Regions from separate parts of the Homo sapiens genome. Here region 2 is linked to region 1. Evidence: read pairs that join two places in POLR2A ChIA-PET (ENCODE). Cell type or tissue: OCI-LY7. All regions are shown on one strand. Each heading gives the region's core, and the rest is flanking DNA. Links, peaks and the distances in the headings are about the cores only.

Region 1 (2,905 bases), core at 290-2,789:
ATTTGGTGCTCGGACAAGTGAATTTCGCAGAGGTGATCTCTACCCACCTGTCAGGACTTTGCATGTGGGGGCAGAGGCATCAACCCAGCAAGACACCTAGTAGCCTGGCAAGTTCCGAGCAAAACGTTAAACAGGCATGAAAGGAAAGGAGCTGCTCATTGTCCAGGAGGGCGGAAGTAGAGTCCTCCAAGGAGGCATCACTGCCTCCTCGATCCAGTCCAGCAAGGCGTCCCAGAGGCAAGGGGACCTGCTGTGGCTTCCCACGACCCTGCCGTCACACTGAGGCACCTTGTGTCCCTGAGCAGAGTTACATGCTCCAAGACTCCCTGGAGCACGTGCAGCTGTTTGACCTGATGAGGAGGATGTTAGAATTTGACCCTGCCCAGCGCATCACACTGGCCGAGGCCCTGCTGCACCCCTTCTTTGCTGGCCTGACCCCTGAGGAGCGGTCCTTCCACACCAGCCGCAACCCAAGCAGATGACAGGCACAGGCCACCGCATGAGGAGATGGAGGGCGGGACTGGGCCGCCCAGCCCCTTGACTCCAGCCTCGACCGCCAGGCCCCAGGCCAGAGCCACCCAATGAACAGTGCAATGTGAAGGAAGGCAGGAGCCTGCAGGGGAGCAGACTTGGTGCCCAGCTGCCAGAAAGCACAGATTTGACCCAAGCTATTTATATGTTATAAAGTTATAATAAAGTGTTTCTTACTGTTTGTAACCCCTGGTACCAGTGTGTCCATCTCCAGGCTCCTTGCCTTCCCCTTACCTGACCTTATTAATAAAGTCTTTCTTAGCAGTTCAGCTTGTGGAGAGCTAAGTGTGAACTGGGCCAGGCACAGAAGAGCTAGGCAGGGGTAAGACCAGAATTGGGGACATCCTCTGGGCCCAGGCTGCTGAGCAGTCCTAGATGGCACCTCTGCCCTGCTGGCTTCTGTACCTCTCAGCCCCAGAGAACCTAAGGGAATCAGCCCACCGTGGCTAGCCAGGTGGGGTCTGGTTTTCCACAGCCTGCCAGTCCCATTACTGGCCAGGACTTTAGGCTGTATGTGCCCAACAACTATGGCCTGCTGAGGGCAGGAGACGAGTGGGGCGGGTTCCTAGGCTGGGACAGACAGCACCTCATGACAGCCTACAGAGCAAGTCACACGGCACAGGACTCAGTCAGTCATTCAGCTTTATTTCAGTGCTGGTTTTTGGTTCCCTAAGAGCTGCATGAGTGCTAGGCTTCACCACGTGACTGGGGGCCCCTTGGGAACTGGGTACTATGGGCAGGATGCCCCTGAAAAGAACTGAAGACAGAGGAATCATACTTCTCTTTAATACCTCTGGGGAAGGCCCAGGCTAAGGATGAGGGCAGGGACCAGTCCCAGTGCCCCCTGGGGAGAGAAGAGGGAGAAGCTTGGGCACAAACTCCCAGTGGCCCTGCAAGGCTATCATCCCTGGATCTTGCTGGAGTGGACAGTCTTCTGGGCCAGGGTTGTTCTAGCTTGTTTCTCACTGTACCTAATCAGGGGGCCTAACTGCATTAACAGGCAGCCAGAACCTACCTACCAAAAAGCCTGTAACCTAGACTGCTCCTCAGATTTTGGCCAAGAGAGGGCCCCGGCTTGGGAGCTGCTTGGCCCTGAGAGTGAGCAGAGGCTCAGAGAATACACAGCACAAGGGTTACAGTCCCTGGCCTCTTCCCATCGCTGGAGACAATTTAAGACTGAAGGGAAGATGAGAGGAGGGGCCAGCCCTCTACCCTGGCTCATCTGCTTCTGGCTATGTTCCTACAAGGGAAGTGATAACAGCCTGAAACCCGTGGTACCAGGGCCTACCCTATGTCCACAATCCTTGGTGAGCCCTTCTGTCCACCCATCCACCCGCTCAGCCAGCCTGGGCAGACACAGAGCAGAAGCAGCCTGAAGCCCTGAAGCAGGCTTAAACACAAGTCCTTGACAGGAATCCCTGCCAGGATTCCAGGCATAGATCCTGTTCTACCAGCCTCCAGGGCCTAGAGCTTGGCACCTTAGGATTTGAGCATCAGTGTGTTCCTATGGTTGGAACCCACACCAGCTAGCTCATCCAGAACTAGCCTCATTTTGCCATCTTTGAGACAGGGTGCTGGCCCCAAGCCTACTCATCTAGACTGGACAAATGTAAAAGGTTCAAAGCCCAGATGATGTAAGAGCTGGGGTGGAGCTCAAGCACGGGAGCCCATCTGCCTGCTCTGGGATGACAGCTGCAAAGGACCGTTTCAGGGGAAGGGCAGAGGGGATGAAAGAGTAGGTGGGGCATGTATGTGCGGGCAAAGGGCTGGAGGAGTGGTGGCCTAGGACAGAAGCACCAGGAAGCCTCTTCTGGTTCAGCACCAGGCTCCCCCAGGGATATCCCCATCTGAGGGGTCTGGCCCCAGACTAGGCAAAGGCTCAACCTGCTCAGCTTTGAGGGTGGGGGCGGGCACTGCTGGCAAGATGGGCACTGTGGTTCTACAGTAATATAACCTTATACTACCTGTGCTGAAGACGACAGAACAACATAAAATCCCAATACAGTAACACCATCCTAATGCCGCCCCCTTCCCTACCTCTGAGTGATGGAGGGAAAAGGAGGGAGAGATCCTTGGAAAAATCAGCATAAAACTTGGATCAGCTCAGGAGTAAGGGTCAAAACCCCCCAAATCAACTTGTGGGGCTAGGGGAAGGCCTGGTCTGTCACAGCCCTGGACATGAATGGAGAGTGCAGGTCTGCCCTCTGGTGGACAGCTGCCGTGCAGCTGGTTCTACAGAGGAAGGGCTGTCTGCGTGGGGAAAGCAGGGGAGACACAAAGCCACAAGCTCTGAAATAGAGCAGGTACAGGCCCCCAGACAGGACCTGGCCCACTCTTCAATGTGTGTGCCCAGGCCCAGTGGCTGTAAACCTGA
Region 2 (2,905 bases), core at 133-2,632, 72 kb before region 1:
AGTGTCAGTCTGTTAATCTTTTTCTAGCTTTTTATTTAAAGTGAGAGACATACAACTCTTCCTTTCGCTTGAATACTTAGAGGCCATTGCAAGGTTATTATTGGCCTAATTTCAATATGGTTGTGTCCAAGGGAGTAGGGAGGATCTTTTTCTCTCTTGTAGCTTTTAAGATTTTTTCTTTTTGACTCTGCTATTCTGCACTTTAATTACAGTATTCTAGGTTTCGACTTACTTTTTTTTTTTTTTTTTTTTTTGAGACGGAGTCTCACTCTGTCGCCCAGGCTGGAGTGCAGTGGCATGATCTCAGCTCACTGCAAGCACTGCCTTCAGGGTTCATGCCATTCTCCCGCCTCAGCTTCCTGAGTAGCTGGGACTACAGGCGCCCGCCACCACGCCTAGCTAATTTTTTGTATTTTTAGTAGAGACAGGGTTTCACTGTGTTAGCCTGGATGGTCTCGATCTCCTGACCTCATGATCCGCCCACCTCGGCCTCCCAAAGTGCTGGGATTACAGGCGTGAGCCACGCGCCCGGCCTTTCAACTTACTTTTATTCCACTTGGGTCTCTGTCTGCTCCTTCAATCTGGTTTGTGTCTTTTTTTTTTTTTTTTTTTTGGGTACTATTTTTTCTTAACCAGTATTCTAATAGAAGTATTTGAACCTCCTCATTCAGTCTCCTGTGCGTCTTTTCTTTTAAAATCTTATGTATTTATATCATTCTCCTGCATTCTGGATTATTTTCACATTTAATTTTCTAATTTCTAATTCTGTCTTCAGCTCTATCTGTTCTACTTTATGGCTCTTTAAAAAATGGTTTGTCGTAATTATTGTGTTTGTTTATAAATTTTTTGGCATTTAAAAATCTGCCTGTTTTTACTTTATGGTTTCTATTCCTTCAGCTCTTTGAACATCTTTGACTTTTTAAAACTTTATATTGGAATTGCTAAAACTCATTTATGGAAATTTCATACATACAAAAAAAAAAGAATAGTAATGAACCATCTGTGTTCTTTAATCAGCTTTCAACAAGTATCAACAGTCTGCCATTCTTTTTAAACATGCTTATTTTAAAGATGCTTTTAGAGTCTATTATTATCTCTAATTCTTGGGGTGCAAGTTCTTCCTGTGTCATGTTACTGTCCCTTAAGATGGTTTATTTCCTCTTGGTTTGTTTTTGTTTTTTTTCCAGTGTAAATTCATTTTGAGTGGGGATTTGTTTCTGTAGGAATCCCATGTGCCTTGGATGGTGGAAGCATTCCTAAGGGGAGTTTTGTTTTTCCCTCTGCTGGGGCTGCACAAGTTTAGCTCGTTGCATTGGTTTGGGTAGTGTGAATTTGAAGCCTACATCTGTGCCTAGTGAGAGCCCCTCAATATGAGTCCCCTGCCAGATGGCACGGTTCCTTGCAGCTTCGCCGGGCTGGTGGGCAGTGTTTTTAGGCCCAGTTTATGGCGGGCCATGTAGTCTCTCATGGCCTCTGGCTTTATGCAGTTGTTTCTGTTCTGGTTCCTGGCATGCAGGGGCCTACAGCCTGGACTCCCTTCTCTTGGGGTTGATTCAGTCTCCAGCTCTCAGTTCAGCACTCGGCTCTTAAGAACCCTATTCGGGTCATGTTCTCCCTTGAGCCCTTCAGCTTTGCCACTTGCTCACTGATTGCTACCATTTTGTTTCTGCTGCTGTGGACTCTGCTTTCTTTCTGGGTTTCAAGCTCAGCTATGTATGCAACGGGTAGAGTGTTAAATGTTATCCAGCTTTTCTATGTGAGGTTTTCTTTGGGGAAGAAGCGAGGGAGATGGTGGAGTTCCTTCACATCAGACTATCCTCACTCACAGTTTTGTTTGCTTGTTTTCTTGTTTTTGTTTTTTAATAACTAAGACTTTTTGACCTCTTATGTGCCAAGTACCTTATTTCATTTCATTGTGTGAGGCAGGTCCTAATATTATCCCCTTTATGTGTTTGTTTTATTTACAGATGAGGGAAAAGGTCAAGTGGGAAGCTTGTGGTCTCACAGTTGGGAAGCTGGCTAGTGAACCCAGGTGGTCTGACTTCTAGCTCCATATTCCCTCTTGCTCCCTTCCAGATAGAACAGGAGAAAAATAATCTTTCCTTAGTGGTTTTATTACTCTGCAAATGACTTTTACTTATTTTTTCTGATTGTCAAGGTAATGCAGGCTCATTTTAGAAAACATGGAAAATGTAAAAATTTGTAAAGAAGAAAATACAATCACTACAGCCACATAACTTAGATTTAATATAACTATAAACATTTGTTGTACTTGCGTTTTGAAGAAAAATGCCTACTATAGATACAGTTTTAAATTTTATATACAGGCTGGGTGCCGTGGCTCACACCTGTAACTCCAGTACTTTGGAAGGCCAAGGCAGGTGGATCGCTTGAGCCCAGGAGTTTGAGACCAGCCTAGGCAACATGGCGAAACCCTGTCTCTACTAAAAAAAAAACCACACACACAAAAATTAGCCGGAGTGGTGGCACACACCTGTAATCCCAGCTACTCAGGAAGCTGAGGCAGAAGAATCACTTGAATCTGGGAGATGGAGATTGCAGTGAGCCACGATTGCACCACTGCACTCCAGCCTGGGCAACAGAGCAAGACTGTCTCAAAAAAAAAAAAAATTTATATACAATTTTGTGCTTAACTTTTATCACCTAACAGGCCTTGAGCAATTTAAAGTATTACTTTAAAATATTTTAGTTTTCAAAGTATATTACAGAAGTAATAATAACTCAAATAATTTTAGAAATTTGGAAATGTATGAAATAAAAGTCTGACTCTTCAGGTGTAATTGTTAACAGTTTGGTCTACACCTTCTTGGAGCTTTTTCTTTTCACAAATATATTTTGTCTGTTCTACATATTGTTCTACCACTTGCTTTTGTACTCTGCTCTG

Evidence for each region. ChIA-PET counts read pairs that join two places held together with the same protein. Peaks named below come from ENCODE experiments on the same cell type or tissue, not always from the same donor. Only the 100,000 strongest peaks of a DNase experiment are listed, where the experiment ranks them.
Region 2: POLR2A ChIA-PET joins it to region 1 with 7 read pairs; 5 of 35 experiments call an interaction of 5 or more read pairs at or near these places.

The regions. Positions count from the first base shown.
Region 1 is chr15:74,629,402-74,632,306 of GRCh38, forward strand. CLK3 (CDC like kinase 3) reads left to right here. Exons shown (of 13, transcript NM_001130028.2): 13 at 306-800. The coding sequence ends at 482. It overlaps EDC3 (enhancer of mRNA decapping 3), which reads right to left. Exons shown (of 7, transcript NM_025083.5): 7 at 1,157-2,905. Among named protein-coding and RNA genes, the nearest start is that of CLK3, 15 kb to the left of the region's middle. RefSeq lists enhancers at 1-424, 2,630-2,689, 2,750-2,899. In OCI-LY7, for the core only: a CTCF peak has its summit at 2,731 (motif pointing left); DNase peaks (open chromatin) are centred at 1,230 and 2,740; H3K27ac peaks cover 696 bases.
Region 2 is chr15:74,557,586-74,560,490 of GRCh38, forward strand. All of the region lies in intron 2 of ARID3B (AT-rich interaction domain 3B), which reads left to right. Among named protein-coding and RNA genes, the nearest start is that of ARID3B, 18 kb to the left of the region's middle. In OCI-LY7, for the core only: no CTCF peak of the experiment used is centred there; no DNase peak of the experiment used is centred there.